Regions from separate parts of the Homo sapiens genome. Here region 2 is linked to region 1. A link is an interaction called in ENCODE POLR2A ChIA-PET data of the cell type or tissue named here. Cell type or tissue: MCF 10A. All regions are shown on one strand. Each heading gives the region's core, and the rest is flanking DNA. Links, peaks and the distances in the headings are about the cores only.

The links. Peaks named below come from ENCODE experiments on the same cell type or tissue, not always from the same donor. Only the 100,000 strongest peaks of a DNase experiment are listed, where the experiment ranks them.
Region 2: POLR2A ChIA-PET joins it to region 1 with 5 read pairs; 3 of 35 experiments call an interaction of 5 or more read pairs at or near these places.

The regions. Positions count from the first base shown.
Region 1 is chr4:55,034,954-55,040,342 of GRCh38, forward strand. It overlaps LOC124900703 (a long non-coding RNA gene), which reads right to left and starts at 426. Exons shown (of 2, transcript XR_007058121.1): 1 at 338-426. In MCF 10A, for the core only: no CTCF peak of the experiment used is centred there; DNase peaks (open chromatin) are centred at 1,598 and 3,418.
Region 2 is chr4:55,141,286-55,146,674 of GRCh38, forward strand. No RefSeq gene overlaps it. Among named protein-coding and RNA genes, the nearest start is that of KDR, 18 kb to the left of the region's middle. In MCF 10A, for the core only: no CTCF peak of the experiment used is centred there; a DNase peak (open chromatin) is centred at 2,816.

The DNA.
Region 1 (5,389 bases), core at 317-5,316:
GGAAAGAAGATGTATATTAATGACCTCCTTCCAGCTCTGATTTCTCGCCTCTTGCCTTCTTTCCACACTCTTCCCCATTCCCACTACTTCCGTTTCCCCATCGTGCCTCAGTGACCTCACATTGTCTCTTCTCAACCCTCCCCTCCCCACTCCCTTCTCACCCTTCCACCCAAATTTAAAATCTCATCTCCCAGGCTGGATTGAAAGCCTGGTGAGTCAGGGGAAATGGGACTGACATGGTGGCCTCTCAGGCAATGTTGATAGCATATGGGGTCAGGGGCAGAGATTACCTTGGTTGTGTCTTGATCTATCAAGTCATATATGGGTAGCTGCTCACCTCTTACACATGGAGCACTCAGCAGGAAAACTTCCAGTTCCCTTACAAATCAAATTTTCAAGTGAGAACTTAAGGAATTCTTCATTTTCCTAATAAAAGAAACACAAATGCCATAAGTAAGCCATGATATCACAGGTCATTAGGGCTGTTACATACTGTTGCACAGTTGGTGCACTGCACATAAAGGCCTGATGTAGGCATCTGCTTGTCAAGCTGTGCACTGATGGGGCTATGGGCATCCACCCTGCTTCCTTCCCAATTTGTCCTATGGATGACAGTCATGATCCTACTGAAATGGTCTTGACCACATTTTTAGTTTCATAAGGCTATCTTGGCTCCAAGTTACCTACAGGATAAAACCCCAATTTTCTAGCCTGGCAGAGAAAGCTTTTCACATCCATCCCTGCCTTCCTCTCCTCATCTCCTGCAGTGATAAACTCCTCCTCAGTTCCAGTCCCCCCGCCGAACACTGTATCTTTTCAAAACATTGTCCTTCAATCTGAACACTATCTCTAATATTCTTCACCTGATAAACTCCTCCTGCTCTACTAGAACCTCCTCCAGTATCATTTCCAAAGTAAAAGTTTTCATATCTTTTCCAGCCTTTGGATTCTGCAGTTTATACCTCAAATGTTTAGCACATAGTGGATGCTTAGAGATACTTCTTAAATGAATAAGTTCTAACTTCAATAATATCATTTATCAAGAGGTATGGGAATTGTCCTATTTCTTGTTGGTTTTCTCATCAGACTGTGAGGCTCTCAAAAGGGTGAAGGGAGGGGAGATTGTGTCTGTTATTTTTGTATCCTCAGAACCTAGTACAGTGACTCATATAATAGGCTTTAAATCAAAATTTGACAAATGAATGAAATTTTAAGATATCTTTTGCAAAATGATTTTTTTCTCATTCTACATTCTTTCACGACTAGGCTTCTCTTCTCTCTTAATGCTGAGTTGGAGGAGAGGGAGGAGTATAGGGAATTTTTGTTATCTTACCTCTCCAGAATATAGGTGAAAATATAAAACATAGGGCCCGGGCAGGAAGTCTCCTGTCTTAGGTTAAGATCCCTAACATCAGAGGTTGCAATGGCAGAGTCAGGAGTCTTCTGCAAGCACATGCAAGTGAAACCTTGTAAGGCAGTGAGGGAAGCAAGACAGGGCTGGGAAGAAGCAAAGTGAGGATATGCGGTCAGCTGCAGTTCAGTCTCTGTCCGGTCCCACAGATAGCACTGGAACAAGGATGGCCTTACAGAATTGTCCCAACTTGAAGCAAGGGGGCTGGGCTTTTATACCCCTGTATTAGTGGTTGGCTGCAAGCCACACCCAGAGGTTAGGGAAAAACCTCTCAGGTATTTCTGGGCGGATCAGCTCCTGTAGGCTAAGGGCAAGGCTTCAGTGAAAGGTGCAGCTGCAAGCCATTGATCACCAACACCTACAGAGCTGAGTGACAAGAGAGCTCATCTGGTAAACAGATATGAGCAGCACTGCAACAGCCCCTATCAACCCCTAAAACTAAGGAAGGTGATAGAAAGTGTTTACTCCAGAAGGGTCATCCAGCCTTTATTTAAAACCTATCTGCTCCTGCTTGATCAACAAGTCTATCAAACTGGGTTATCTGAGCTGGTTCCTCACTTTTTAACAGATTCAAACCAACAAGGTAGAAGAGGGAGCAGAAATCCTTAAAGGTAAGTGCACCAATAGAAGCAGATAAGAAACAGGAACTCCAAAAAGCACAGCAGACTGGAACCTTGTAGTGTAGAGCCCGAGAGGGTTGTGAATTAAAGAAAAGACTAAAACAAATTGAGATTTACAATGATGCACTAAGTCAAGAAGAAAATGTTAAATAAGCTGTATTTGGCATTCTATGCTTAAGAATACAAGGTGATGTGCAACACAATTTTAAATGATGTCCTTTAAAAGTCGGAAGCTTTGGCCAGGCTGGGTGGTTCATGCTTGTAACTTCAGCACTGTGGGAGGCCAAGGCTGGAGGTTTGCTTGAGGACAGGAGTTCAAGACCAGCTTGAACAACCTAATGAGACTCTGTCTCCACAAGAAATAAAAAAAATAAATAAAAACTTTGGAAGTTTTAGGTATGCAAACAATCACATAGACATTTTATTGTTGCCGTATATCTCCTTCTCTGCCAGCCTGGATAAGTGAGGCATTACTGATCTATATCTTTGAGAACCTCTGACACCCAGGATCCCACTGAAGCTTCTTAAGAGTAGCATAATTTCCACCTTGTTTAAAAGTTCTGGTAGTTTGTAATCCACCTAGTGTGATTAAATAATCAGGGCTGATAGAAACCGTCTTGAATCATCACATACACCCACACATGCATCAGTCTGATATGGAAAGAGCTTTAGACTAGAATCAGACAGACTTCAAGTTCCTCCCCTGTCATTAACATCTGTGTGACCCTAACCAAATCATTTATTTTCCCTGAGTCTCAGTGTCTTCACCTATAGACAGAAAATAAATATTCATATTTATTATATTCTTAACATTTATTGTGTTCTTATATATACAATATATTACATATATTTACATACATGTGGTCACATATATAATCACATACTAATATATAATATATTATTTTATATAATATATTACATATTTATTATAATTATATATCAACATATAATTACATATATTGTATAATTATATAATATAATACACAATAATCATATGTTACATTATTATATTTATTATATTCACAATATTAGTATGTCTCATCAGTCTCTTGTGACGAGCAAATGATACAATGTTTATGAAGTTACTTTGTAAGGGGCAAAATATAATCTAAATGAAAGTGAAGTATTTTGTCCCTTTCTTCCTTCCAATGAACTCTTTGACAGTTTTTCTACATCCATAAAACTGGTGAGACACACATGGATGCCATTTCCTATAGATTCAGTATGTCCCAGTCCACTACCACCTGACCTCTTATTCTGCCATCCCAGGGGGTGGCCTGGACCCCCATTTCTAGCTCTTGTTTCAGAATGACTGCCTTTGGAGAATGGAGTTTCTCAGGAAGGACATTGCACAATCAGAAAACGCTGATCTGCCAAGTCTGTAACATTTTTTTCCTGGAGCACTTTCAGGAATGTGTCACAGGAGGTGGGGGAGATGGGCAATGGAACAGAGAGTACTAGGCACCAGCAACCAGGTAATAAAATGTTCAAGCATTCCTTTTCAAAATCTAATGAAGACATCAACCTTCATTAAGTCAAAGGGTCTGGGGTCCACAGTCGTGAGATTTACTGAGCCCCTTCAAAAAGCTAGAGAAACAATGACCAAAAGGCAGGCAATAGAGCAACAGGCATTTGATTCTAGAACTCAATGATGTCTATTTTCAACAAGTGTTGAATTTGCCAATAGCTATTAGCCCTAAACACAATCCTGCAGCTCAGTGTGTGCTGGAGCCAGCTTGCACTGGCTCAAGAGAGCTGATTCTTCATGGCTCTTTCCAGCCATGCTCAGCAATGTCATGGTGGAGCTTGTAATTGGCCATGGTGGCACTATTTGCATCATGAAAGTCAGCAGGTGCCACAAATTTTCCCCTAAAGGACCCTCTTACCATCACACTACTGCTTAACTGTGTATCCAAATGCCAATAAGATGCATGGAATCCTGAAATCGCTTTCAGAAGAACAATGTTGTTCTCGAATTTTCATGTGAACCACTGAAAAAAAATGTCTTATGTATATATATAACTTCTTTGCTTTTATATTTCAAATTCACCTTCCTCATATAGCCTCTCTTTTAGGCTGAATGTGGAAAGTGGCTGCTACTGACCTGAGAAAACGTCTGAGGCATTGTTATGTCCTTGACATTGTCAACTTCTTTGCTTTTTCCATGTTTCCCAGGCTGTACCCTCCATCAGCATAGAGGACACCTCCAGAAAGCAATTTTCTTTCACAAGGAGTATACCTTGAGGTGTCCTATAGGTAAGTGTGAGCAAGATGTTGTTCTTGCTTGGAAGAATTTTGCAAAGCAGATTGGATCCAGCTGAAAGAAACCAACCTTACTACAATATAGTTTTCTTCTTTCTTTTAATACCGAATTTGTAACATACATGTAATTACAGTCCTAGAGGGGAAAGAGAGAGAGAGAATCAGGCAAAAAAAAAAAAATGCTTGAAGAAATAATGACTGGAACTTTACAAATTGGATGGAAACATGAACACATGGATCTAAGAAGTTCAACAAGTCTCATGTAAGATAAATACAGAGAAAGCCACTCCTAGACAAATGACAGTCAAATTGATTAAACATAAACAGAAAGAGAACATCTTAAAAGCAGCCAAAAAAATAAAAACATATATACCAGGAACAATGATATGAATGATGGCTAATTTCTTTTTCTTTTTCTTTTTCTTTTTCTTTTTTCTTTTCTTTTTTTTTTTTTTTTTTGAGACGGAATCTCGCTCTTTCGCCCAGGCTGGAGTGCAGTGGCGCGATCTCTGCTCACTGCAAGCTCCACCTCCCGGGTTCACGCCATTCTCCTGCCTCAGCCTCTGGAGTAGCTGGGACTACAGGCGCCCGCCACCACGCCCAGCTAATTTTTTGTATTTTTAGTAGAGACGGGATTTCACCATGTTAGCCAGGATGGTCTCAATCTCCTGACCTCGTGATCCGCCTGCCTCAGCCTCCCAAAGTGCTGGGATTACTGGCGTGAGCCACTGTGCCCGGCCCGGCCTCTTTTTTTTTTTTTTTTTTTTTTTGAGATGGAGTCCCACTCTGTCACCCAGGCTGGAGTGCAATGGCGCAATCGCTGGTTCAAGCGATTCTCTTGCTAAGCCTCCTGAGTAGCTGAGATTACAGTCCTGCACCACCACACACCGTTAATTTTTTGTATTTTTAGTAGAGATGGGGTTTCACCATGTTGGTCAGGCTGTCTGGAGCTGCTGACTTCAAATGACTGACCCGCCTCGGCTTCCCAAAGTGCTGAGATTATAGGCGTGAGCCACCATGCCCGGCCGAATGATGGCTAATTTCTTATTAGAATCTATGCAAGACAGAAAACATATCAGAAGACAATGGAATAGTA
Region 2 (5,389 bases), core at 139-5,138, 110 kb after region 1:
GCATGACATTTTTGATAATAAAATGTTTTCTTTCTTTTTTTTCTTTTTTTGAAACAGAATATTGCCCGGTCGCTCAGGCTGAAGTGCAGTGGGCATGATCTCAGCTAATTTTTATGTTTTAGTAAAGATGGGTTTCACCATGTTGTCCAGGCTCATCTCAAACTCCTGACCTCAAGTGATTCACCCTCCTCAGCCTCCCAAAGTATTTGGAGTACAGGCGTGAGCCACCGTGGCTGACCAAATATTTTCTTTAAAAATAAACCAGTGTCTTTTCCACAGCTCTATCCTAGTTTCCAATTAGTATGTGAGTAGAGGAGAGCATCTCAAAAGTTCAGCAAAGGGAGAAGTAGAGATTTAGACAGAGTTCATAATTCTTTTAATGACTGTACTGGTCATTAGCGTCCAAATGTGTATTAAGAGGAGGGTAGGATACACTGAGTACAGCTTCAATTCAAAGGTAGGATTTAAGACCATCTTAATTTCTTGGCTAGTTCTTCAACTTAGCTTTGAAAAACTATCCTGTAATGCAATGGTTGTCAAACTTTAATGTGCATGAGAGAGCTTTTTAAAACACAGTTTGCTGGCTGGGTGCGGTAGCTCACATCTGTAATCTCAGCACATTGGGAGGCCGAGGCGGGCAGATCACCTGAGGTCAGAAGTTCAAGACCAGCCTGGTCAACATGGTGAAACCCTGTCTCTATTAAAAATACAACAATTACCTGGGCATGATGGTGGGCACCTGCAATCCCAGCTACTTAGGAGGCTGAGGCAGAAGAATCGCTTGAATCCAGGAGACAGAGGTTGCAGTGAGCTGAGATAGCGCCACTGCACTGCAGCCTGGGCGACAGAGCAAGACTCTTTCTCATAAAATAAAATAAAATAAAATAAAATAAAATAAAATAAAATAAAATAAAACACACATTGCTTAGGACAGTAAAACTCTTTTGTATGATATTACAATAATGGATTCATGTTATACACTTATCAAAACCTATAGCATATACAACACCAAGAGTGAACCCTCATGTAAATTTTGGAATTTGGATAATAATGATGTGTCAGTGTAGGTTTATCAACTGTAACAAATGTACCATTTTGGTGCAGGATATTGACGGTGGGGAAGCCATGCATGTGTGGAACAAGGAGTGTATGCCAACTCTGTACTTTTCACTCAATTTTGCTGTGAACCTAAAACAGCTCTAAAATATAAAGTCTATTTAAAAGAGCAGAACAAAAACAAAAAACACATTGTTGGACTCCATCTTTAGAGTTTCTGATTCAGTAGGCTTGAGGTGGAGCCTACAATTCTGCCTTTCTAATGAGTTTCCAGGTAATAGTTATGATGTTGGTCCATCAGCCACCAAGAACTTCTATTCTAGTATAATGCTTTTGATCTCAGAAATTTAAGCCTTCTCACAATTTAAACTCGGGGTTCAATCCAAATAGAATAGTATTTCATTCACAAGCTACATTGACTCTGAATTCTGTTAGATTCATTTTAGCAAACTTTGCTTGGGCATCGACTATGTACCAAGGCTCTTGTTAACCTCTATAGATACAAGGACACATATTAATGTACTGTCCCTGCCATTAAAGATTTTATAGTCTGATGTTCTAATCTTCAGTCTTGTTTAGTAATTTTAGAAAATATTTATGTTCAGTTCTAATCTCTTTCACTTCTAATGGATTATTTTTAACTTTGCTTCTTTAAAACAAATTAACCATTGAGTTCAGCTTATAGTATAAAGCATTATGATTTTTTTCTACATCTTGCTCCATAATATAATTCAGGTCTTCCCAAGTGTCCCCCAGAAGGGACCTGAGAAATCATCCCATTCATTCACTTATTCCCATTTTACAGTTAAGGAAAGAGAGGCTCAGAAAAGGCAACTTTTCCAGGTCACTGAGCTACTAAGTAAGAGGGCTGGAACTAAATTCAAGTTGTAGGACCACTAATGCTGTGCTCTTTCTGTGACATCAGGCCTCATGACTTAAATTCCAACATCAAAGAAAATTATGGATCCCCACATCTAGAAAATATTACAAATTTCCGTAGAATTTCACATTTAAATTAAATTATTGAAGATCTTTGTGAATTAAAGAAGAAAAGGTGGGGGAAAAGATGAAGGGATTGGGTGGTGGTGGTAGAAGTCATAATAGTAGTAGTATAGTAGTCATAACTTTCCATGTGTTACATAGTGTGACTTTCTTAGAATATCCACTCTTCTCAATAACTCTTTGAAGTATGTACAATTATTATATCCATTTTACAGATGAGGAAACTGAAGCACAAGAAGTTTAGTAATTTGCCCAAAGAGACATGGCTTTTCAATTCAATTTCATTTAGTAGTCTTAGGTACACTTAATCCCCCAAATGTAACCAAATTCTGCTAGGAGGGAGGTGTAAGTAATATTGAATCATTGTGTAGAGTTTTGTATAGTTCTTCAAAGCACCAAATCTCTTTTAGATAGCTTAGCAAATCTTATTGAGGTAGTTGAAACATAAGGAAATTTAAAATTCTTTCTTCTGCACCCGTTAAAAATTTATTTAACAGTTCTATTTTTCTTAACAGGTCAAATATTAAATAAAAATTGTTCTTTCAGCAATTGGATTCATGAACAGGTCAAAAGGCTTCATTGGAGTGGATGATGCAGAAGGTACACATGCATTCACACACACGTAGACACACACACACCCTCATTCAGTCTCATACATAAACAAACATTACCTTATACCCTAGGGGAATATTTTTAGCTATCTTTAGCCAAACTGGTTTCACTTGGCAGACTGCAACCCCCTACAGGTGGCACCTATTTTCTGTGAAGTGTTTCCTTTTCCCAGAACTGAGACATCGGCACCACATACCTCCTTGCTCTTCTCAACATCTGTTTCTACTTATGTGCCAGATAGGGCCACCTGAGCTGTGAAGGGAAACAAAACAAAGGTTCATGGCTATTGTCTATCAAAATGTCATGTTTTGGTCCACCCAGATTGGGAAACTCGGTTGGAATGCCAAGCACTGGTCTACTGTAAGAAGGGGCTATGGGAAAAAAATATTTTCCTTATTCAACTGTTCGTGTTCATTAGGAAATAAGGTAGGGCTCTAGACCTTGGAGTCTAGGGAAACCAATTCATAGAGAGATTAATCATTCGCTATCACTTCTAAGGCATTGCATATTGCTGCACAGATGGTACAAAGAATATAGAAAGGCATAAAACTTACCCTGAAGAGGTTTATAAGATTAGGAACTCAGAATTGGTACATTAGAAAATAAGTATGTAAAGCTAGATAGTGTATCCAATTTACAGGGCAAGCAATTAAGTATCATAGGCATTCCTTGGAAGGAGTGATAACCAAGAACTGGGGTGATAGGAGAACCTCAGTGGTGATGAAACTTGAAAAAAGTAACTGATTTCATTGTCATGACAAATGAAATCATTTTATTTTAAAAGATTACCAGGATGAAAATGACCAAGTCATAACTCTCCTAAGACCCGAATCCCATGACACCCAAGAAAATCTGTGCCCGTGTTTCCTAAATGTGTTTATTTTCTGCTTCTCTTATTTTCCTATAGTCAACATTCAATTTATCCGCAGTTGAGGATAGAGACTGGCAAGGATAAATCTAGGGATATACCCTACCCTCCATTTTTGCCTTCAGGTTTCATTTCTCAAATGAAAGTTCTCAAAATTTTTACTAGAGTCGAGTAACATGCATCCAAATGTAATTACTTGAATATATACATGCGCAAGTCTACAAGTTGCCTGTAATGAGGATATTCATTGCAAAATTAGATGATGAAAATGTTAAAAAATGGAAACAACCTTAATACCTACCAGTAGGGAGGAGTTGCATATATTGCTCATGGAAAAAAAGCAAGCTGCCAAGCAGTAATGTCTAGTATGATTCCATTTCATTAAAACAACAATCAAAAAGAATACCTGTACCCTGTGCATGTACCTCATGCATAAACCAATTCTGGGAGGCAATATGAGAAATTGTTAATAATGCTAATATCTGTGGGACTGGCATTTGGCATTTCATTTTTTTACTTTATTTCTTCTTTGCTGATCAAGATTTTAAAATGTATACTACATTTATAATGTTTAAAAATAGTTTAATATACATGTATATATATGTAATATTTAAATTTTTGATTTTCAGATCTTCTGTTTAAACAACAAATGACCTGGAGACTCAAAGTGAAGCAGACTCAACAAAAGGTTCAGAAAAGTCAACCATTAAGCAGAGGAATGGCCACTAGGCACAGGTTTTTTTAAATTTAATGGTATTGGTCATGGCCTCACAGAAAACAAAATTTTCTTCAAGCAATAGATGATAAATATTTTGGGCTTTTGGTACTAATAAGTAGTTCAAAGCCTCAGTAGCTTGAATTTCAAAACTGAACAGGGCTCATGGAACTACTCAAAAATCGTGAGAGGCTGATGGTTTAAGAAGTGGGAAAGACATTGCTAAGATGATCTGTTTGCTGATGGCATTCTGTGACAGCTGCCAGCCTCAAGCAAGATTGAAGAATGCTAGATGTTGAAGTGGCCTTTCTTCTCCTTTGCCTGAAGAGCTCTGAGCAAGGCAGCCAGATGACCATGAACTCTGTGTTTGGGATCTGGAGATAAGTGGGAGAGGCTCAGAGCATCCTGCTGATGCACCAGTTCAGGGAAAGTTAGTTGACGCAACCCTTTGCCTTCCGCTTGGCTTGAATAAAATCAGGAAAAGTGGCTTAGACTCAGTACTTTCTCTGCCCTCCTCAGGGTCCACATGTTTCCTGACCCTTAACCTTTTTTTCTGTTCAGGGGCAGTCACCTGCACATGAGCTTAGCTGACAATGACATCCTGCCCATCTCAATGTCCTGTACCCATCCTTGTGGTTCACTGGGCTGCCCATGTCTTCTGCAGACAACTCGCTTCATGTCTAGCCATTGTCTGACCTAACCATTCAGCCAAGATGGTTTTCTTATTTAACAGGATTGGAGACCTTTGAAATGGGCAAGTTGGAGGGAGTCCCCGTAAAAACCAACTAGCTAATTTACAAAAACACAACCCTCAAGAAATAAATTGAACCGCCTTTTTTTTTTTCTTTTTTTTTTTTCTGATTCCTGTTAAGGAGGGTATAATGGCCAAACCTTTTAGGCTGATGATAAAACACCTGCTCAACACTAACTGTCCTTTTTTTCTTTCCTTTTAGAAAAATATATACAAATTTTGGAGCTCTAGTGACAGAAATGGATCAACTCTGTGTGTCCATTTTTCTGGTTACATCCTATAGGAAGTAAATGTACATTATAAATGATGGAACTCCCAATTATGATATAGTGGAGAAAGCACTGAGCTGAGGGTTAGAAAACCTGATTTTTATATCAATTCGGCC